3 separate regions of the Homo sapiens genome follow, and regions 1 and 2 are each linked to region 3. A link is a loop called in an ENCODE intact Hi-C map of the cell type or tissue named here. Cell type or tissue: endothelial cell of umbilical vein. All regions are shown on one strand.

The links. Peaks named below come from ENCODE experiments on the same cell type or tissue, not always from the same donor. Only the 100,000 strongest peaks of a DNase experiment are listed, where the experiment ranks them.
Region 1: a loop joins it to region 3, with 21 times the contacts of the local background. A loop is called at or near these places in 103 of 110 quality-filtered maps.
Region 2: a loop joins it to region 3, with 3 times the contacts of the local background. A loop is called at or near these places in 5 of 110 quality-filtered maps.

The regions. Positions count from the first base shown.
Region 1 is chr11:87,349,154-87,357,153 of GRCh38, forward strand. No RefSeq gene overlaps it. Among named protein-coding and RNA genes, the nearest start is that of TMEM135, 320 kb to the left of the region's middle. In endothelial cell of umbilical vein, a CTCF peak has its summit at 3,774 (motif pointing right); a DNase peak (open chromatin) is centred at 3,908; H3K27ac peaks cover 1,377 bases.
Region 2 is chr11:88,540,942-88,548,941 of GRCh38, forward strand. All of the region lies in intron 8 of GRM5 (glutamate metabotropic receptor 5), which reads right to left. Among named protein-coding and RNA genes, the nearest start is that of GRM5-AS1, 40 kb to the left of the region's middle. In endothelial cell of umbilical vein, a CTCF peak has its summit at 3,610 (motif pointing left); a DNase peak (open chromatin) is centred at 3,600.
Region 3 is chr11:87,416,637-87,424,636 of GRCh38, forward strand. The region is part of intron 2 of LOC107984361 (a long non-coding RNA gene); the gene reads left to right. Among named protein-coding and RNA genes, the nearest start is that of LINC02711, 300 kb to the right of the region's middle. In endothelial cell of umbilical vein, a CTCF peak has its summit at 4,910 (motif pointing left); a DNase peak (open chromatin) is centred at 4,905; H3K27ac peaks cover 554 bases.

The sequences.
Region 1 (8,000 bases), 67 kb before region 3:
GCATGGATTTTTCTCCATGAACCCTGGGTTCAGAGAGGCAGTGTCCCAAAAGCGTGCCCCCTCAAGAGCTAGCGTTGCAAGACTAGATGGATACTTCCAGGTCTTTTCTAGCTTCAGAAGTCTCACAGTGTCACTTCTGCTGTATTCTAGTTATTGAAATAGTCAGAAGTCTGCCCAAATTCAAGAGGAGGGGAGATAGACCCCATTATCTTTATGTGGAGATGCCAAAGAATTTTAGAACTACATTTTAAAACATAGGCATAAAAATTGCTGTCACACAGACAAACACCACACTGCAGTGTTAAAGGTTCTCTGAAAGATGTGAACTCTGTACTATTGGGAACAGAGAAGGGAAGCATAATGACCAGTTTATGGTCAAGGCACAGACCAGATTGAACGGGGGCACAGCATTTGGGATGAGTTTTTATGGATCAGAAATTAGCCAAAGAAAGAGGTAAGAATGGCTGCTGGCGAAGGGTATTCTGGTCCTGCTACAGTGATGAATCACAGATTTTTTTCTAGGGGACTCTAGCTCGTTATTCATACTATTTGGATCATAATGCTGAGAGACACCATCCCAAATGCTATAATCCTGAATGTTGAAATCTCAAAAGATCAAAATCCCTGAAGGTCAAAATCTCTAAAGTCTAAAATAACGAACCTCTCAAATACTGAAAATCACAGTCACTCTGTTAGGTGGAACTGTTACCTTGTCATTGTCTTTATTTGGAAATTAAGGTGGCTTAAGGACATGCTTGTGGATGCCAAGTTGACAAGGGGTAGACTTGTGGATTTAATCTTAGGTGCCAGCTTGACTGGATGAAGGAATGCCCAGAGCCCTGGTAAAGCATTATTTGGGGTGTGTCTGTGGGGTGTGTTCCAGGGGAGATGAGTGTGAGTCTGAGTGGACTAGGTGGGGAAGATCTGTCCTCAGTGTTGGTCTATGTTATCCAATCAGCTGGGGGCCCAGAGAGAACAAATACAGAAGGCAAATTGGTCTCTTTCTGGGAGTTGAGACAGATTTTCATCTGCTGCCTTTGACATCAGAACTCCACGTTCTCCAGCCTTGGGACTCCATGACGTAACACCAGCAGACCCCTGGGTAAGTTATACCGTCAGCTTCCCTGGTTCTGAGGCCTTCACATTTGGACTGAGCCATGCTACCAGCATCCTAGGGTCTCCAGCTTGCAGACGGCCTGTTGTGGGACATTTCAGCCACTGTAATTGCATGAACCAGTTTTTCTAGTAAATCCCTGTCCTATCTGTGTACATATCCTATTGATTCTGTCTCTCTGGAGAACCCTAATGAATACAGATGTGGTATTAGGGAAGCCAGATATCATTCCTTCTTACTATATTCCTTCTGACACAATGGAAGAGATCTGTGAGATTGTTCACTCACAAAAAAGTATATGAGGCTACTTAATGGTGAAAGAAAAGTTTAAAAGTGAATTATTATTGGTGCTTCAGAAGCAGAAAATTGCTTAATTGCAATGGCCAAGCAGTAACCAGACCTTCAAATGGACAGCATATACTTACAAAATTTGTAGACCACAACCACTCAACAAATACAAGTGTAGCTAATGTTTTGAAGATCATACAAGAAGTGAAAATGCAGATGAAAAATACAAATCTCCCCTGCCAGGATATTCAATTATGTACAACTTCTGCCTCTCCACAAATATTGCCAATTCACTACGCTATGTGTTTCATTTTCACATCACTTCTAATACCAGAGGTTTAAGTTGTGTACATTCTTTTAGAGAGTTCTAATTTGTGCTTTTCTTTTTTTGCAAGTTTGACTCCATGAAAGTATATTATCACAACATCGACTTTGTGTGTAAACATTGTGCATGTATGTAAAAACATTGAAACTTCCTCAATAAGTGAAGAGATGTCCTTTTTGTACATGAGCATTTGTGAAAGATAAAATTTCTTGAGATCTCAGCTCTGTGGGTGACTGCATATGCAGTGGTGACCCATCGCGGTTTTGGATTAAACTTGTCAAAAGCCTTAGGTTGTCTGTCATGGTATTTCAGACAACTGCAGTTATAAAGCTTGGTGATATGTGTTTATGCATTTCCCTTTTTGAGCTGTTTCTTTATGAATATAATTTGTCTGTCATAACCATTATACTTCTGAGACTCTCATTAATATACCTGAATGTTTATGCTTGCACAACTATGGACTTTGTTATTACCTAGTTCATTGTGAAAAGGTGGCCTATGAAGTGTTCTATCATGTTTTTATATGTTTTTCAAATAAACCTCCCTAAAAAATATAAATATCTTTTAAAGAATTAACACATTTTTTTTTGTCAGAGTTATATTTTCTGGATTTTTATCTTTTGAGATTTCAACATTCGGGATTATGGCATTCAGGATTGTGTCTTTGGGGATTATGATCGGCTTTGTCATAGGCAGGCCATCATTCCTCTTTGGATCTTGAAAGGTTCGTTTTCTCTCCAAGAGAACGCTCCTTTTCTGTTTATAGAGATTTGTATTTGACAACTAATTCAGCACAGTTTTAACCTGTAATGGCAGTAAACCTAGTCTCAATTTTCATGGGATGGGAGAGGTGGGTCGTTGTAATGTAATGTTGATTTTGTGGACTCAGAGTTTTTGCTTTGGAGTTGCTTGTTGAATCAACTGATTACCAAAGCAGACTCATTTCCTTTCCCCACAGACCTGCCCTTTTCTTTCAGTTCCAGCATCAGGTGGCTTTACTTCTCTCTTTCTCATTTAGGTGACATCTTTTACTCCTTCCTCTTTCTTCCTCTTTGGCCATCAAAGTCCTGGAGATTCAACTTCTGCAATATCTTCCATCTGTTTCCTCTCTATCCCTCCTACCCACTCTCTCATCAAACTCCAGAATGTGGGTTTCACGAGAGAAGAGATTTTTGTATGAACAGCATCTGGCTCATAACAGGCTTGTCATTTTCTGTTGGATGTTGAGTGAATTATGTTGTAACAAATGCTGCAGCCATTTTTCCTAACCAATCTCTGCACACTGGCCTCTTAAATAGATCTTTAAGAAACAACCGATATTCTTGTTTCAAACCTTCCAGTGGCTTATCTTAGGCCTCAGAAGAAAAGTTCAAACCCAGAAACTGGCTTACATCACAGGTTATCATAACTTCAAGTTCCAACCGTTTCTGGGTCCTGGTACCCCCCTGTACCCCCCCCCCTCCACATACACAATATTTGGCAGCTACACTTGCTGTTTCCTGGACCCGTTGTTTTCACTGTCCCATTCCTTTGCTCGGAATGTTTTCCCTTTTGTCACCTACTGAAATCTTACCCATCCTTTGCACCCTTGATGACACCTAAAAACCAGCTCCTGATATTCAATGACTTGTCACCTCATCTTTGCCCCTGCAGGTTGTTGAATCTATTTTGCCACTATGTCTTAGATTTTGGTTAATTGCAAATATCTGAGCATATGGGTCCCATGAAGGAAGGGACCTTAGCTTGGTAATTTCTAATCCGTGTGCCTAGCATAGTGTATGGCACAAAGTAAGTGCCCAATACATGGTGGAGAGTCTTGTTCTTTTTGATGGAGATGCTACTCTTACTATTGTAATTAATGCGATTATGATGACAGAGGGATCAGCCTGAACAAAGGCTTAGGGCAGAGGGCAGGATGGCTGGAAAGATGCGTGGTGTTGATATAGTATTGACGTCATTACTGTCATGCAGTGGTGGCTATCGTGATCCCCGCCGCACAGGCGGTTCCTTGGGACCTCTGGGGGCCAGTCATGCCAGATCTGGCCACTAGGTGGCACCCGTGTTCCACGAGCGCTAGTCGGAGAGCAACCCGCGGGCTTGGGCTCAGGCTCAGTGCAGGATCTGGCTTGCTGACGCTTGCCTGGCCAGATTGGTGTTCAGCCCTGCCCCACGTTGGCACCCTAGAACGTTGGCACCCTAGGCTGGCAGGATCCCTCGACTGGCCACAAACCCAGCTTCTGCAGGCTCGACCCCAGTCAGGTCCCACAAACATTGATTTGTAATTACTGTTTCCTGCAGATTGGGCGATGCCCCTCTCCTAGGCAGCCCATCTGGCCATTAGTCGGGTTGGCAGGAAGTGCTGAGAAGGTCTAAGTCCCAGATCAGACGGGGCACAAGTGAATCATCAGCTCTCTCAGTCATAGAGTCAGCCCTTCAGTGGTGTATACCAAGAGTGCCAGATCTGAAAAAATGTTTTCTCTAGGCAGCCTCCTACTGTCCTGCCTCCCTGCACCCAGCCTAGCCCTCGGAAATGTCACACATCTACCTGTCTTTATAATTATGGCCCAACCACTGTCTAGCGTTTCCTCTGAGCAACAGATGACTTGCAAAAAATGGGTGTCACAATGTGTTGGAGGGAGATTGAGAGTAGCCTTCTGCAAAGAGGATGCCCGGATGTACTCAGGCAGGCGAGCTGATCCTCTTTGGGGCCTGTCCTGGCCACATGTGCCATCTTCCTTCTGTAGCTGTCTCAGGCTCATCTTCCCAGCAGAGGCTTCCTTCGTCCTCGACACCTAGGCTCTGTGGGCACCCAGACCTTGTCCCTAAACTGTCAGTGGGTAACACAGCTCTTGGCACTGTCTTTTTAAAGTCCACTTCCAAGTCAAAGGTTGTTAGGGGCTGTTAGCTCTCATTTGGGAGCCGGAGTTCTTACTGTAATTGTTCATGAGCTCATGGAAATAGAGGGGTTTAGTTTGTCTGTTTCATACTCAAGCACAAAAGGGGATATGATGAGAACCCTCATGTAGTCATGTACTTATGCATTATATGTATCACATCTGTGCAGGGTTCTGGAAGGGGTGATGTCTTTGAGGTGTTTATATGGCCTATGACACAGGACACAAGAGGCTTAATCCTTCCCCACCCCACATCCACACATGCTCTGGGGGGAATGTGTTACACAGGAAGAGCCAGGCTAGGAAGGCTTCTGCCTGGTCTGCTGTGTGGAAGCAGGGAGGGACTGGGGCGGGGAAGGCAGGGTATAGGAAGCCATTTAGAGCCTGGATCACAACCAGGAAATTACTCCTCTGCTCCAAAAAAGCTTAAAATACCTTCTCTTCCACCAAAGAAAACTCACAGGATGAAAATACATCTAAGAGAGGAACTCAACAGAGCATGAAATAGAGATAAAGCTGTATCTGCTCAAACCATTCTGGGCTTTGGGCCCCAAAGGAAGTGCACTTCCCTGGCAGGTGTGAGGACGACAGAGTGTTTGGCTCGTCAGGTAAACCCTGAGAAAGGGTATATAATCGTCAGGTAAACACTGAGTAGGGATATAATTCCTTCTGTGAATCCCACCTAGGGCCCTAGTGCTGAAGGATAGGAGAGCAGCCTGGAGCACAGGAAAGACGACTAGCAGAATTTAGGGCCTGCTGGCTGGGCACGGTGGCTCGCGCCTGTAATCCCAGCACTTTTGGAGGCAGAGGCAGGTGGATCATTTGAGGTCAGGAGTTCAGTACTAGCCTGGCCAACATGATGAAACCCCTGTCTCTACTAAAAATACAAAAATTAGCCGGGCAGTAGTGGTGCACAGCTGTAATCCCAGCTACTCGGGAGGCTGAGGCAGGAGAATTGCTGGAGCCTGGGAGGCGGAAGTTTCAGTGAGCCAAGATCGCACCACTGCACACCAGTCTGGATGAGAGAGTGAGAGTGAGAACCTGTCTCAAAAAAAAAAATAAAAATAAAAATAAAAAAATGTAGGACCTGCTGAGGAGAAGTGGAAATAAAGCAGACCTCAGGACTTTTGTCTTGGACACAGGAATGTTAGAGGCTTTCACCAGCCCTTGGAGAGGAGGAGATTGGAGCTGAGGTCAGGATGTCAGAACCTGCTGTTCACTGGAGACACTTGATCCAGGTGATACCAAAATGTATGTTGGGAAACCACAGAAGCAATGGACACATTTTTTTTTTCAAACTATGAGCAGAACAAAGCCTTTTTTTGGCACTTTAGACAAATCACCCCTCCATCCACCTTCCCCGTCTCATGGTGCTGATCTTCCAGGTTTAGCAGAACAAGCTTTCTGGTTCCTACTCCTGGTGAGCCTTCAAGGAGAATTCCATCTGCCTCAGAGAGTTCAGGCCTGAAAGGGCATGAAAAGAGAACATCTTTTTTTGCACCCGTAAAATAGGCACCAGCCTCTCCATCCAGGCTGCCTTCCAGAGGTGGTGTGAGATCAAATGAGACAATGCATGAGAAAGCACTTTGCAGAGCGTGGAGTAGTGATATTGCTCCTAGGCAGGGTTCTATCAAATTAGATTCTTGTCCCAGCACCCTTAGTGTCTTGGTTTAATTAATTGCTTTGCATTTATTTAATTCACATGTCAACACTGGCCTCCTCAAACTACAGTTCTTTTCTGCCGAAGTCCAAAGTTGTCCCAAGATTTCCGCAAGCCCAGGGGATGAGAGCAGCTTATCTTCTCAGGAACACTTCTGCCTTGTGACATTGATCCAGACAAGAAGCTCAGCCCCTTCTTCAAGCCTTAAAAGAATTCTACTCATACAGTGCTCATGAGTGTTACAGAGTTTGCTAAAATTTTGGAGGGAGATGAGTGGCTTTCTACATAACAGCAATGAACTTTCAAGAGGAACATTTGGCATCCTGGGTCTCACAATTTGCTGGCACTAAACTATCTCTCGGGTCAGGGTCTGGACTCCACCCAATGCTGGGGGCCTGCCAGTGACTTGGACTCAATCTTAACTTATAGACTTCTCTTAATCTTAATTCTCCTTCTTCCTCTCCTTTCAGTCTCCATCCCTCTGTTTCTGCTCCCTCTCTAGAGCTAAAACAAATTCCTTTCTTATATTTTAGGTTCATTATTGCCAGTGGCTTTGTGCTAAGGTTCCTGTAGGTTTCACTTTCTACCCCAAGGTCCTTGTTAAGGTATTTTCTCAAAACAAAGAGTTCTCCCTCCCTAAGGAGAACTCTGGGGCCAGCTGTTAAGATAACAACATTTTCACCCCATGGCATGTATCATAACAGAATCCAAAAATGTTTTCAACAGCTTTGATATTGGCAACAGATTTGAGCTGAGAAAAATAACATATAATTAAAAATGAAATTATAAAGGAAACTCCAAATGACCTGGAAGGAAGGGGATAAAATTCTCCCAGAAATTCAAGCAGCCCTTTCCAATTACAAATACTAAAATGGAAGTAAGTGTGCACCTTCTCAATGTTAACACCTAATTCCAAAATCCCCCCAGGGCCTTGTGGTGTGGGGTGGCCTTCTGGCTCTGAGCCTCTGCACACAAAGGCTCCTGGAGGAAATGGAGGCCAGGGCTCACCCTGGATGTTGAGGAACACTGGGAGCAGTGGGGAAGCTGGTGTTGGGACACAGCAGTGGACATACCTGGCAAAGCCCAGAATGATTCCTAGTTCCCCGGGGCAGGCTGAAGTTGAGGGGCCCTCTGCTGTATCTCCATACCTCACTGGTTATCCCGCCACACCATGACCACAGCACTGTCACTGTCGCGGGGTGACTGCCTGTCAACTTCCCTCCCTCCTCCCTCAGACTGCAGCTTTGTGCCAGCAGACAGCAGGTGGTTTATTGCTGTGTACCTGGTACACAAAGGTATATAATGAATGTGGAAAGAAGGAAGGAGAGAATGACTGAACCCCTGCCTGGAGGGTTCTGAGTCTCATTTCTCCCTCATCCACTGACTTGTTCTGAGGTCTCTAGCCAGCCTACAAACCACTCTAAAACTTCACTTTTCGAATGGAGTGGGAATAGATGCCTGTCTTGAAGGGAAGATGTACTGGTCTAATGAAGAGACATGCAACCACTTGGGAAGTCAAAAACAAGGAGCAACGCTTATCAGGTCAGAAGCTCACAGGCCTGGCACCAATGCCCACAATGTCCCCACATGCAGAGCTTGATACAGCGTTTCTCCAAATCCCTGAGGGAACAGCTGTACCTGCTTTGCTGACTTGACTTGGCATAAATGGAGTCCCAGCGGGTGAGTCTCAGCCAAAGCCACCCAGCTCTTTCCTGACAG
Region 2 (8,000 bases), 1.1 Mb after region 3:
GGGTTTCACCATGTTAGCCAGGATGGTCTCAATCTCCTGACCTTGTGATCCGCCCGCCTCGGCTTCCCAAAGTGCTGGAATTACAGGCGTGAGTCACCGCGCCCAGCCCCATCACATTGTCTTAAGATTATTATTTTAATAAAGGTAATTATATTTCTCCTGGTATTAGGATAACGTTTTATGTTTAATTATAATCACACATGATTACAACAGATGGATTTCCTAATTCTGTCATTTCCAAGCAGATTTCCACACTGCCGAGTGTCTATCACAATAAAGGAAAGTGAGATTACTTTAATTTCACAATGCAAAATATCCAAAGAAACGTTTACTGATGTTTCTTAAGTACTTAGTATTTGCTAGGTCCTAAGCTAGGAGTTTCATTGTGATCTGTTATAGATATTAGGAATTTATCATGTCAGAGTGTGATAAGCTAATGCATGAAGTTAAGTAGTATCATCTGTATACATACAAGTATATAAGCATATATAAATATATAGACACAGATACATGTATATACACACATACAATCACACACTTATACATATATAAACATACATATAGATAGATATACCATAGCTCTTCAGATTTGTCTAACTTGACTGGGCTTTAGTTTGCCTGAGATGGGCAATATATTATGGAAATTAAGTGTACTGGATTTGGAGTTAATTAACATGGATTTTATTCTCAGCAATACCACTTACTAGCTATATTGTTATGAATAACTTATATAACTTTTTCTCAAATTTTCTTTTCGCATAATGGAAGAAATACCATGTAATTTACAGGATTGATGTTTTATGTAGATTTTAGCATTTAATTTCACTAAGACACTTATATGGTTTGGCTCTCTGTCCCCACTCAAATCTCATCTCAAATTGTAATTCTCACATGTCAAGGGAGGGATCTGTAATCCCCATGTGTGGAGGAAGGGAGGTGATTGGATCGTGAGGGGGAGTTTCCCCCATGCTCTTCTCATGATAGTGAGTGACTTCTTGTGAGATCTAAAGGTTTTACAGGGGCTCTTCCCCCTTAGCTTTCTCTTCTCTCTCCTGCTCCCTTGTGAAGAAGGTACCTGCTTAACATTTGGCCATGATTGTAAGTTTCCTGAAGCCTCCCCAGCCATGTGGAACTGGGAGTCAATTAAACCTCTTTCCTTTATAAATTACCCAATCTCATGTAGTACCTTTATAGAAGGGTGAGAGCAGACTAATACACTATGAGATATGTACTATTATTATCCCCCTTTCACCGATAAAAATAACTGAGGCACAGAGTGGCTGGGTAGCTTGCTGAAAGTCACACAGTTAGATGAGGCAAAGCCAGGACTCATATTTGGGCTGTTGAACACTGAGGCTTGTATTGTAGAACACTAGATTAAAGAAAATAACCAAAATTACCAAAGGCATGGCTAAAAAGGAAAAAACAAACAAACAAAAATCAAGTAGAGGGCAAAGAATAAAGAAGAGAAAGAGGAAGAGCAAGCATACGTAACAGGCACTATACTCAGAGCTTTTTAAACATTGTTTCAAACATTGTCTCTTTACAACCCTAGGGAGGGGTATTGATGATCCTGTTTAAAAGAGATCTATTGGTCACAAAGTTTATAAATGTTGATGTTGGAATTCAAAGCTAGGTTCTTCTGTTTGTAAATGATATACTTAAACATATATTGTGTATTTTCTAGATACCTGGCATAGTACTTGGTTTTCTACTTGACATCCAGAAAATACATTTCACAGCCTCTCAACTCAAGGAGCTTAGAATCCAATGGGGATGATAAACATTGGCTGTCATAGACAAACAAATAGAGCACACTAAACTCATGGTAAAGATAATAACACCTGCCGGGCTTGGTGGCTTATGTCTGTACTCGCAGCACTTTGGGAGGAAGAGGCTGGTGGATCACCTGAGGTCAGGAGTTCGAGACCAGCCTGGCCAACATGGTGAAACCCCGTCTCTACTAAAAATACAAAATTAGCTAGGTATGGTGGCACATACCTGTAATCCCAGCTACAAAGGAGGCTGAGGCAGGAGAATCACCTGAGCCCGGGAAGTGGAGGTTGCAGTAAGCTGAGATTGGGCCACTGCACTCCAGCCTGGGCGACAGAACAAGACTTCATTTCAAAAAAGGTTAATAACACCTAGGTGTCCTAGAATGAAAAAATAAATCTCCTAGAACTAAAATGGAAAATGCCGTGGTGTAATTTGAACTTACCCTGGCCTGAGAGGCACAAGCTTGGCACACTGTGCACAACAACTATTTGTTAACTGCATAAGCGATAAGAGCTGATTAAGTGAAAAGACATGATATTCTTTATCTGTTACCTTTCTTTCTCACATGGGGCCTTGTAGAGCTGACCGTTTAAGCTTTCTCCTTCAAGCCTAGGAAGAGGGCAGGGTGCAGAATGTGTCATTGGAAGAAACAAATGGGTGCAAGCTGACTGCCTTGCTTGTGACTGTCACGTTCACCACAAATAAAATAGCAGAAGGTTTCTGAAGGCAGGGACCATGTATGTATCCCAGTGCCCACAACAGTGAGTGGGGCCTGGCAAGACTCAATAATAAAAAAAGTGCTGAATGAGAGAATAAATAAATGAGAAAGAAAAATATTATTTCAGGGAAGACATAGAGAAATCAGAGAAGAGGAAAAAAAAAACCCACAACCAGGACCCATACCATCATGTTATCCTTTTTTTTTTTTTTTTGAGGCCTTTCCTGTCCTCTCTCATCATTATTTCCCTTTTTGTATACCCACAAAGGATCGAGTTATCTATACTTCCTTACTAACATTATTTTTTATGAGTCTGAATTTATTATGAAGAGAAAAGTTATCTGGGGGAAGGATGGTATTGTATTCATTTTTATATCTCCAGTGCCTAACCTATCATCTAGCCCATAGCAGATAACATGGTTGCTATAGCTTGAAAATGTCACCAAAAGTTCACGTGTTGAAAACTTAATTGCCGTGTAACAGTATTAAGAGGTGGGACATTTAGGGGTGATTTTGTGAGGGCTCTGCCCTCACGAATGGATTAATGTTGTTATCATGGGAGTGGGTTAGTTATTGGGAGAGTTGGCTCCTGGTAAAAAGATAAGTTTGTCTCCCATTTGCTCTCACTCTCTCTCTCTCTCACACACACACATACACATACACATACACATGCTCTCTTGCCCTTCCACCATGGGATGACCCTCCCCAGATGCTGGTGCCATGGTCTTGGATTTCCCAGTCTTCAGAACTGAGAAATAAATTTCATTTAAATAGTGTTACCCAGTCCGTGGTATTCTCTTATAGCAACACAAAACAGACTAGGAAAATGGTGAAATGGTACCTGTTTATTATGATTGCTTGGGTCATAACATTCACTGAGCAGACAAGCCTTGCTTTCCTGTGACTGACTTCTGGTCACTCTTTTCTTTCCTAGCCCAGCCTTGTGTTTGCTGTCTGGTTCACATTTTAGACTTTTCTACTCCTTGTATTACGGACTTCCTTCATTTCACAAAGCTTAACTTCATTCTCCGTAAATGTGTGCATTGCCTCCTTGTGTCTCCTTGAGTGAAACTCCCCACTAACCTCTGTTTTGGGCTTTCTCCCCACTCCTGTGAGGCTCTGCTGCCCTCTAGGGGGCCTTGTTCATCACACACTTCTCAGGGCCCAGTTGGATCTGCACTTGGCAATACAGTCCTAGTGTAGGAGTGTCATGACAGTGCTGCAAAGCCTCAGTGCTCCTTTTCCTGCTCCTACAGTCCCCAGTATAAAATGTGTGGCTATATAATGCAGTTGATTTAGGAACATTAAACTTGGGCATAAGCAAGCAAGAAGTCTGTCAAGAACTGAAACTCATTACAAGAGGAGGCTGGAAGAGGCTACCACAGGGTCTCAGTGCTCTTGGTACCAACGAAATCCTTGGCTATGAGTATCACACCTGCATCTTGATAGTTTGCACATTATATTAAGGTTTGCACTATAGAATCCGGTAGCCAACTAATGAGAATGTTCTATTTGACGAATGAACATTGATTTACATCTTTGCCTGGGCCTTTGGGAGACAAAAAACTTCCTCAAAGAGATGGGACCTGAAATTGCTTTTTGCTAAACCCTCAACCAACATCTGGTTTCCATACCCAATGATGACTCTTAACTCTATCTAACCTGACTCATCTGCAACTGGAACTATTGACTACTTCTTCATCTTTGAAACACATTTTTCCTGTCATGCTATCACTTGTATCTGGGTCTCAGTTCTTGGACTTTCTTTATTTATCTAGTCTCTGGGCTCTGTTCTTGGTTCTTCCAAATTGTGCTTACAAACAAACCCCAAACTCTCCTAATTATTGGTCCAATTTTCTTGCAGTTTCCTGGACTTGTTCACTTAGATGTCTCTTAGAAATTTTAAATTTAATAGTTCCAAAAACAAACACATATTTCTTCAAACCTATTCTCTTTTACCTTACCCACCCCAATCCAAATTATTTCTAATTTAGTCCTATTATTATCAAATGCAGTTGGCCCCCCCTCCCCCACCCTTTGATTCTCTAGTCTGAACCTTTCTTTGAGCTCATAGGACATAATATAAACATGTCCAAACTTAGTTATCAATTTTACCCTTCAAACCTCTTCTCCTTGAGGTTGAATTACACAGGTCCAAATCCTCCATTCACAAAGGTAAAATCTAGCACCCATCTTTAAGTATTCTCTTTTCTTTATACGCAACATTCAATCAGTTATTAAGTTTCATCATTATACATTCTAGTTGAAACCATCGTGATTTCTCACCTATCCTGTTGCAATGGACATCTGATTTCCCTCTTCTCTTCTTGTCACTCTAAATTTTATTCTATCTACAGAAACCAGAAAGATATCTTGAACATATTAATCTTATGATGTAACTCCTCTTCTCAAAGCTTCCGAAGCTTCCTATCACATTCAGGACAATATACAAAATATATATTTTGTATATTGTCTGATCCCCAATCCTCACCTAGTCTGATCCCCAAATACCAGTCCACATTTTTCTGTTGTCATTCTCTCCTTTTCTCATTTTACTTTAATCACAATGGAGTTTTTGCTAGTCTCCTAAAATGAAAATCTGTTTCCTGCCTTAAGATCTTTTTGGTTGTTGCTGTCTTTGCTTGGGATACATACCTCCACCTCCCAGAACTCTGTGTGTCTTATTTTCTCGCTTCATTCTTCCTTCTCTTTAACTTATTCAGAAGGCTGTTCATGACACTGTATCTAAACATATCTAAAATTAGTCCCAAATCAATTTCACTGTAATACCTCATCTTGCTTCTCTTTTTTTAATGACAATTAATACTATGTATTTGTTTATGTTTTATTGGCATTCTCTCTGACTATAGTTGAAGTTCTTTGAGAGCTGAGATTTTAGGTTGTTCTTCATTTTATCCTCAAAGCATAGAACAGTTTCTGGCACACAGCATATTCTCAATGAATAGTTACTGAATGTGCTAATGAGTAAAGTCAAGATATTAAATTATAGCTAAAGTTCCCCAGAATTGTCCTCTATTACAATGACTTTTGCTTTGCTTTATGTTTAATAATTATATATGTTAAAACTTTTGTTGCAGTTTGCTTGGAATTTGGCTAAATGGAGTTTTCTTTTAGGAAGATGTATACACATATATATGTTCATAGCCATTTCAGTGAATGGTAAAGTCTTAATATGGGCCCTATGTGTTCAAAACTTCTGTAGACTAGATAGTGAAGAAAGACTTTGTACGTGGTGTAAGCTTGATGCGTGGGGATAAATTTCATGCTAATGAGATTCATGTAAATGAATTTCTGTAAATTCAATGAATTTACTTTGTAGAAACAGCAATGTACAAGAACAATTTGAGTGGTGAGGGAGCTTGGTTTATGCAGAAGATTAATGCTGAGGAGAAGCATAAGGTTAAATTGAAAAGGTAAGAAGAGCAAGCTGAAGATACTATGAGGAATTGCCAGTAGTGTATTTTTCAACAAAAATGGGGAGGTATTGAATATTTTTTAGTTGGTCAGATGTATTGGTTTCTCATTCTTCTATTAATTAAGATGTATAGATATATGATATTCAATTGTATAGCAATTGTGAAAATTAAAATGAGGATACAAAATCAAAACATTAAAAAACAGTTTTACCTATATCTGATTAAAAATGGGTAAATTGAGGACCAGGAAAAATTAAACATGATTGCATTTTCAGAGTGGGAAGTAGAAAAATTTGTTGCATTTAATAGAAAACTGGGAAGAAAGAAACTATTACAAATGGATTTATTTGATATAAAAGAAAGTGAGTTTGGATATGTTAAGGTTGAGGTGATCCCAGGTATGAAAGTGGAGCTATCTAGTTGTCATTTGTAGACTCACAACCAGAACTCAAGGAAGACTAATACTCCAGAATTGAAAGTGTAATGATGGGATGGTTGAATTCTCCAAAGAAGAGAACAAAAGTAGACAGAACTCAAGGACCACAGATTGACCTTAGGGAATACCCTCAGTTAGGAGATGGGAGACTGCCTCAAGTAGCCCCAAACCTTATCTTTGTGCCTGCCGTTATCTCTTGCTGGAATGCCTTCCCTATATAAGCAACTCAAACACTCCCATTATTCTTGTACTCAAGGCTATCTCCTCTATGAGTTCCTTTAATAGATCACTTGAGAGTTGAAATTCTATACCTGATTCCATCTTTTCAGACTGACAGGCAAATATTTTTCAGCTAAAGAATAATGGAGGCTATAATAAGGCATAGTATGAAGAGCACAAGGAGTAGGCTGGCAGTCATGGGTTCACATCAGCTCAATAACAAGCTGGGCATACAGGCTCAAATTATTTCACCTGTCTGAGTCTCAGCTTTCACAAGTGTAAAAATTAGCATATTTTTATTTTACAAGGCTATTGTACAATGAAATAAGATATAATATGAAATAGCACACAGTACTTTGAAGGAACTTGATAAATATGTTTTCTTCTTTAACCAGCCACCAGATATATCTCTATGCCTACCAACTAATGGAAATATTTGATCTACAAAATGCCTTGTGGGAGGTGGGGAAGGGAAGGAGTTGGGACATAGAAGGTGAGACCAAAAATGTGTGTCCAGGTGATTGAGAAAAGGTAGAAAACTTATTTTAGCCAAAGGGCTAGAGAAAAGGATATTCCTATCTTTTTCTTGTTTAATTTCTTTCCTTGTTACCAAAGGAATGCTGCTTGGGAGAAGAGAGTTGTTAACTCACAGAATTATGCCTGAGGCATACTTTTCTCTCATATTAAGTGTTATGTTCTGAAGGAAATATGATTTGCATGCACCAGATACGGTGCAGCAAGACCACTTCTAAGCAGGACTAATGTAAATAAAAGGAACATTTCTTGAGACAGAATTTTGAAAATAAAACTGCTTAGTTTACCTTACCATTCAGAGAATTTATAACAATTAATCAAAAACATTTCAATCAAATTTAAGTAGTAACAAATGAGGCCACTAACATCACATGCAAATTAAAAAAATCCACTGTAATCACAGCACTTAAAAATATCAATTCATTATGCGAAGGGAGTGTTTTAGATGCAATTCATCAAAATCATCCAGACATAGTCTTTAATAGCTCCACAAATATACTTCAATTATTACGGAGCCAAACCATTTAATTAATCACTACAAAGCATTTCTTCCCTCAAAATAAAACACTTTAAAATATATCATTCATAACATTACAACCTGCCAGATCTAAATCTTCTTAGCATTTACCTTCTACATCTCCAGTGAGAGACATTAATATATTTAAAAAGTATATTACTAGGCACTAGTGGAGCACTTGGAAAGTTGACTTATTCTCTTGGAAAATGAACTACTATTGAGTGTTGATTCACATTAAGGGAGGAGCTAAGACTTCACCAGAGACTAGAGAAGTGAATCTTTGCTGGTCACCCAGCACATATTTATCAGATAACTTGCTAAAAACAAGCACCAAATTAGTTGCTGAGGGTGGAGGCAAAGAAA
Region 3 (8,000 bases):
TGCATGTCTATCACTGCACTATTCACAATAGCCAAGGTATGGAATCAAACTGCGTGTCCATCAATGAAGGAATGGATAAAGAAAATGTGGTATATACACAGTGGAATACTACTCAGCCATGTAAACAAGATTAAAACCCTGTCATTTAGATAAATATGGATGAAACTGAAGGTCATTATATTAAGTGACATAAGCCAGGCACAGAAAGACAAGCATAGCACGTTCTCATTCATATATGGGAGCTAAAATAGTTGATCTCATGGAGGTAAATAGTAGAACGATAATTACCAGAGGGCTGGAAAGGGTGTGTGTGTGGAGGGGCTAAGGGGTGGGGGTAAGAGAATAAAGAGAGGTTAGTTAATAAGTACAAACATACAGTTAAATAGAAGGAATAAGTCCTAATATTCAATAGTAGAGTAGGGTAACTATAGTATTTTCAAAACAGCTAGAAGAGAGAACTTGAAATGTTTCCAACACATAGAAATTATAAATACTAAGGTGATGTATACCCTAAATACCTTGACTTGATCATTAACATTCTATGCATTTAACAATGTCATATGCACCTCACAAAAATGTACAAACATTATTATTACTAAAAAATTTTAAAAAACTACAATATGCAAATCTTTTTAAAAAGTGTTTGCCTTTGTGTCACCATGCCAGAAGCAGAACTTGCCCACCAGTAGGAATTTCTAATAAAGTTAATGAGACTATGTTGCAGCTCACAGACTGTTAAAGCCTAAGATGCTAACATTTCCTCCATGCTTTTAAATTTACAAAGCCTTCTTATCCACTTGGTGTCATTTAGTCTTTACAAAAATTCTGCAAAGTGGCATCAGTATTGTTATCAGTCCCTTTTTTATAGTTAAACCAACCACCCAGAGCACCATCATCTGGACTAGAACCAGGTTCCAGGGCTCCAATGCAAACCATGATGCTTCCTTTTAAGAAAATTCTTTATCATCTTCTGCCCCATTAGAGGGAAGTTTTATACATTCATCTGAGGTTGAACAATAGAAACATGGACTCATGTTTTTGCTAGCTCTTTTTCCAACTAATGGACAGAGAAAAGTAAGACAATGTGTGCCCATGTTTGTACATTACTATATTTTCGGTGTTCAGTTCTTTATGTATATGTTCAGGACATTGAACAAATGAATTAATGAATAAATATTATATGTGCTGAGCTGCTACTGGTCCATCCTAGTGGTGGCTTGTGGCCATAGTGCAGGGCAACCAACTGTCCTGTTTTGCCCGAGACAGATGGCTTTTCAGGGAATTGGGACTGTCAGTACTTGCCCTGGTATGAGTTGGTTGTCTGACCATAATGATCCTTTTCATGTGGCTGCCTAACCTTCCTTTTAGCTTGCAGTCTAGTTGGTAACTGATATTAGCATTGAAATATCCAATGCCAATAACAGGAGAAAGTGATGTGTTTCAGAAAAAAGTAGTTGTAATTATTGGATTGGAGATGGGGCAGGGGAGGCAAGAAGGGCAGCCAGCTAGCCTAGGATGCCTGGGTTAACTTCTGAACACTTGTTTTTTCCTCTTCTCTAAGCCTGGCTAATCCTACTTATCTTTTTATCCTGGATTAAATGTTTCTTTCCCTGGGAAACCTTCCCTGAACTCCTTAAGACTAGATTAGGCTCTCTGTTTGGTGTTCCTCTACTCTGCCTTTCAGACACCCTTCATATTTGTATTTATTGATTTGATGTCTATTCTTTGGGCTGTACACTCCAAAAAATAAAGTTGGAATTGTCTTATTCACTGCCATAGCTCTGATGGAAGCATACTGCCAGGTATATAGTAGATACTAAGTAAAAATCTATTGAATAGATTTTTTTTAACTGACTCCCGCTTCTGTAAAAGGGTAGTGTTACAACGGAAGACTTATTCAGAGAGCAAGTGTTGTACCTGGACATATGAGATATGCTTTTAGCACAGGTAGCTAGGAGCTCAGATGTGGAAAAGACTAGATGCACAAAGTGGGTAGTCCTTTCAATTAACCAAACAAAATGAAGAAGCTAAGTTGTACTAAAACTTGGAAATTAATTGACAAATATTTATTTTGCATTATCCCTTCATACTTTCATGTATTAATTCAACCAGTATGTGTTGAAGTCTTTCTCCATGCCAAGCCATGGTCAAGAGATTGGAGACACAAAGATAAACATATGGTCTCTGTCCTTGAGAACTCTATTCCTAGATATTAATTAGCGTATGTTAAGTTTTATGCTGGAGCTGGTGCTCTAACAGATGAGAAACATGCCACCTGTCTGTCATTAAAAGACAGGCTCCCCAGCACTTTGGGAGGCCGAGGCGGGCGGATCACGAGGTCAGGAGATCGAGACCATCCTGGTTAACACAGTGAAACCCCATCTCTACTAAAAAAATACAAAAAAATTAGCTGGGCGTAGTGGCGGGTGCCTGTAGTCCCAGTTACTCAGGAGGCTGAGGCAGGAGAATGGCGTGAACCCGGGAGGCGGAGCTTGCAGTGAGCCGAGATTGCGCCACTGCACTCCAGCCTGGGTAACAGAGTGAGACTCCGTCTCAAAAAAAAAAAAGAAAGACAGTCTCAGAGTTCAGAGATACACTAATACTCTCTCAACAGAGTCATGAGTTATAATAATTGCATGTACAAGGTGTGCAAGATAAGAGTCCTCAAGCTCAACTGTGGGTGTGATCAGGCAAGGCTTCCAAGAAGAGAGATGTTGAAAGTTAAAGAGGAGCTTGCCAATTAAAGAAGGAAAGGAAATGTGGCATGAGGGAGCACAGTCCATCTGGAAATGTGGATGCTTGCTGAGGTATGCCTGTAAGGAGATCCCTAGGAGCTGACCCTGAGGAGTAGCTGGGTCCCAGTGGACCCTTCTGATGAGGGTGCATGGGCCCATTCAGCTGGCGTGAGAGGCAAGCAATGAAAGTACTGGGAGCAAAAGTTGAAAAGATGGGTCAGGGCTAGGCCATGGTGGCCATAAATGCTGGACTAAGGAGTTTGGACTTTATTCCATCGGAAATGAGGCTATCTATGGAAGAATTTTGGCAGAGACAGGACACAATCACTCTCTGACTCAGAATTTATTTCTGCCTACCTTGACCTCCTTCCTCCCACACCCACAACCAAACTTTCCACAGCCAATATTAATAACATTCTGCTCAGAGTCAGAGTTATTCTTGTTGTCCCTTTACGTTTCCCTTCCTGTCTCTTGCACGTTCTACTCCTCCCGTCGCCTGTGGCATATAGTATACTATATCAGGTACCAAAGCTCCTAATAAGTTTTGGCAGAAGCAAATACTTGATAATGATTTTCTGGGAGGAAAAAAATCACTTCTTCTGCCAAAGTCTAAGGGGTCTGTATTGTGAGATTAGCATATAGATGACCTTGCTCTCTGCTCTTGATTCAGCTTTGGTGAGAACACAGAGCTTTTAAGTTCTTGTTACATTTTTAGTTTCTCAGGTCCCCCAGAGCAGTGTTCCTGAAAGAAGAGTAGGGAGAATTTCTGGAAATAAAAAGGTGCAGCCAATTCTCTGATCCTGAGAAACCTGCAGACTCATTTACCTGGAAGAAGGGAATCAGCTCCTGCAGGCTCTGCAAGGAGCACCAGGAGGCATGCATGGCTCTTCTACTGGTGGGCCCATGCCTCAGTTTCCCCTTCGGGAAAAAACCTCTTCAAAATCTGATGGTCTTGTAGTGGCTTAGCTTAGCTGGTAAGGTGAATTTTTCATTCACTCAAAATGTAATATTGTGCACCTTCAATTGTGGTCAATTTTGAGGATACAAAAAATGAAAAGTAACATCTCTGCTCCCCAGTGTCAGACAGCAAATGGTGATAGTATCTAAGAATGGAGCAGGAGCCTCATTTTCTTGCATGCAAGGTAATTGGGCCAAAATTGATTTTCATATGGTTTGTCTTTAAATAGGAAAAACCTACTTAAACTTAGTAGGCTGGCCTATTTGCCTATGCTATTCTTTTTTTCCTGGGATACTCTTTCCCAGTGATTTACCCATCAAGGCCCATGCATTTTTCAAGTCTCAGCCAAATGCTGCCACCCTTCTGTAGCTTCCCTACCTATCCAAGGCAGGCCTGATGGCTCCTTCATCTGTATACTCACAGCATGGAGTCCTTCATTTCAGTGCTTTCTCACTAGGTTAAAGTAATAGCAACATGTCTGTAATAGCACGTGGACTTGAGCATGTGAATAAGGGGAGTCGCATCCTCTCTATCTCGAGAATGGAAGTGGTGGCAGGATGGACCCCCTGGAGAAGCCTCTCTGCCTCTTCATGCCGCCTGGCACCTGTGTCCTCCTCCCTGACCACTCAGGGCCAAGTGCAATTGTTGGTTTCCCCACCTGAAGGACTGATCGGATGGTTTGCACTAAAGATACATTGCAAATGATTCTCAGTAAGGGCAATGATGGAAAGCTTGGGATGTATTAGAATCATCTGAGGGGCTCAGGAGACTGTCCCACTCTCTGCTGCCAAGACTGCCACAGTGGAAGGAACTAGGCCTTGTGTGACGGAATAGCAGCCATGTGGCTATCACTCTTGAGGACAGGGAGTACGCTTTTCTTCTTTGAGTCTTCAGCTCTTAGCATGGGGCCTGGAACATGGCAGGGTTCATTAAATTCATGACTGAATGAGAATAAATGAAAAGGGCTAGGCTCATTAGCTTGGGCAGATGTATACCTCACATTCTATGTCAGTGGTCAGGTCCAGAGAGCTGGCAGGCAGGGAAAGGAGATGGGCAGACACATTTAAATAATCGTATTGAGTCTTGGGGAAAGGGTCCAGGAAGAAAGATGCTAACTAGATCCAAGTGCCAAGAATCCAAGAGAGCTTTGAGTCACTGCTTACTCTGATGGAGAATCTAAAGAGGGATGTTTAAGGTAGAACAGTGACACCTAGTGGTGGAAGAATGACCTGCTAGATCCTTTCCCATCAAGCTCCCCATCCTGCTTCTCTGTCCTCCTGTTCCCTTGGCAGGTTGGGACCTTGGTGATACCAGTGGGTGCCTAGAGAAAGAAGTGTGCTGTCTCAGGCTCCTACAGGACGCCGTGGTTTGCTGGTCTCCAGGGTGGATGGATGAGTAGATGGTTTGACCATGAAAACACAAACATTGTGCCTGTGACTAATGACACTATATTGTATATTTAAAATTTTGTTAAAATGATAGATCTCATATTAAATGTTTTTCTACAACACACACACACCAAAACACAAAGCCAGCCAATCACATAAAAAAACTCAACAAACCCAGTCTGATTCTGTTACAGGGCCAGACTAGATGATTGTAGAGGTCCCCTGGTCAACTCTTTTCGAGCCTAGAGAGGGAAAAGGACCAGTCCAAAGACACATAACAAACTAGTTACAGAGCCAGGGCCAGAAGCCAGGTTTCCTGCTGCTCAGAAAAGAGCCCTCTCTATCAGCCTTCCTCTGCTGACTTTGACAAGGTGGAATTATGCCACAGTGAATAGAAAGGTACTGAGAGAGGAGCAAATCAAGGGGAGGGGAAGCTTGAGGATGTAAGCAAGGGGAGTCACATGCTGTCTACCTGGAGAATGGAAGTAGGGGCAGGATGGAGCCCCCTGGAGAAGTCTCTCCACCTCTTCATGCCAACCTGGCACCTGCGTCCTCCTCCCTGAGCACTCAGGGCCAAGCGTAATTGTTGGTTTCCCTGCTTGAAGGACTGATCTGATGATTCACGCTACTGATGTGTTGCAAATGATTCTCAGTAAGGGCAATGATGGAAAGCCTGGGATATATTAGAATCATCTGAGGGGCTCAGGAGACTGTCCCATTCTCTGCTGCCAAGATTGCCACAAGGGAAGGAAATGGGCCTTGTGTAACCCAGAGGAGCCTGGGTGAGGTGCTGGAGGCATTCACCATGGGGCTCTGGCTAGGAGAGCCTGTTTTCTGTCATGTTATGCTGCCCAGTGGAGTTTTCCCAGCAGAGCTGTCTCCAGTGGCCTCCTGGCTGCCTGGCATGGAGATCCAGTCTCTCTTGGAAAGTCTGGACAACTCTCCCCTCTAACTCCAGCTTTCCATGTATATTTTTCCTCTCAGCCTTGGTGCTTTGTCTGCCTGACTTTTCAATTGACTTTCCCCTGAGTCACAAATTCCCCAGCTCCTCCTTCCCCGCAGGCTATCCCAGGTTCCACCATAGCTGGGAAAGGCAGGAAGCAGCTATCTCTCCCTTGGAGCAAAATTTGTCAAACACAGAATGGAAACAGAGCTTGCTATCAACGTGCTGAAAATGCTTGTTGCTGGATACAAAATGTGATATCAAGATACTCCAGAGATACGCCCTTGCTGTTTCTCTAGAGTCCTTCTCTTCAGGTGATATTTGGTTATTTATTTTAGCAGTTAAAAAATTCTTAACTTTATTTAGTGATTTTAACATGTCTCTGAAAACATAGGTATTTCAGGGACAAATGAAGCCATGTGGAAAATGACTAAATGCAAAATGACTTGTTAGTCATTGTAATTAGCAAACAGATCTATTTTTGGCTAATTTATATAGCATTAATTACAAATACTTAGGGGATGTTTACTGGGTCTTGTGGGCTTTGCAGGCCTTGGATTGTGCTAAGCACTTCATGTGCATTTTATGGTTTAATCCCTCACAACAACACTCCAAGGGAGATAATTTTATTATCTCAATTTGCAGTTGTAAAAACAAGCTTAGTGACTTGCCCAGAATCACATAGCCGGCTGTCAGGTCCTTGATGGCAGGGACCTTGCCTTATCTCCTGATGTCCTCCATTTGCCTGCCACAGGATCCTAGAAATAATAGGGCCAAAGAGATGCTGGTGAATGATGTTGGTGAAGATGATGATAACAAATGATGACTTCCGACTAAGATGCAAGGTTTCTCCTACTCCACCATTTACTTCCTTACTCTGTTCCCAGACGTACTCTGTTCCCAGACGTAATCGGGACAAAGATACTCCCATTACAGACTGTGGAAAACATCTCACCTTCCCTCCAAGCTTGGGAATGGTGAGAATGCCTTGATTCTATTGTTGCTTCTGTTTTTCATCTGTAAAATGGGGACAAAAGTATGACTTTAGGGTAAATGAGACATAAACGTACATCATAGACGTAAAAACACTTTTTAAGTTGTTAATCATTAAACAAGAGAGATGTTACTTTGATGAATAGTCTGCTATTCAATATTAATAATAATGTACACACCAAGCTGAAAGGTGGGCTACCTTCTCCTTACTCCGTACGTAAAGCAAAATTGTGATCTCATCTTCCATGCTTGCATCTTGGTATTTCGAAGGTGGAAAGAGACAACGGGAGCTACTCATTCCTCCTCTTAGGAAGGAGGGCCTGACTTTCAAGTCTATTTTCTTGCTGTAGATGGAAAAAAAAACCTGATTTTGAATGCCAGAGCTGAATACTGTAATTTTAGTATTGCACTAACCCCAATCACCCATCACCCCACAGATAGATGCCTTGGGTTGAAGACTCTTTCATTATACATTAAACTGGTGTTAATTCAAATTTAGTGCTTGGCTGGGGGCCTGTCCACAAACTTTTTGTTACTAGCCTATAAAAAGATACATTTAGCAATTAATGGTAAACATTTAGAAATATTTCACAGCAACTTTACAGAGTTATTTTTATATCTGTTGAATTGAAGAAAAAATAGTGGCTTGCATTTTGTTTGTCCTTTTAATATTTAACAATACATTTTTATTGCCTTTTCCAAAAGTATAAGTCTGTGGTCGATTGAAATTTTTTTAAAAATGTTATTCCCTACTGGTAGTTTGAGAAGTACTGCTTTATACCTGAAAAGGAGGGAGTAGATGATTTTTAGCCTTTTATGCTAAGGATCCTTTCTAGCTCTATGAAAATGTGTTTGCCTCCCTCTCAGGGACCACACCATGTGGTATGATGAAGGACCTGACTATGACCAGCCACAGAAGGGCTCATACACCCTTCCTCCAGGGAATTAGGTGAGGACTCACTTTCTGTTGGTAAGCTCAAGAG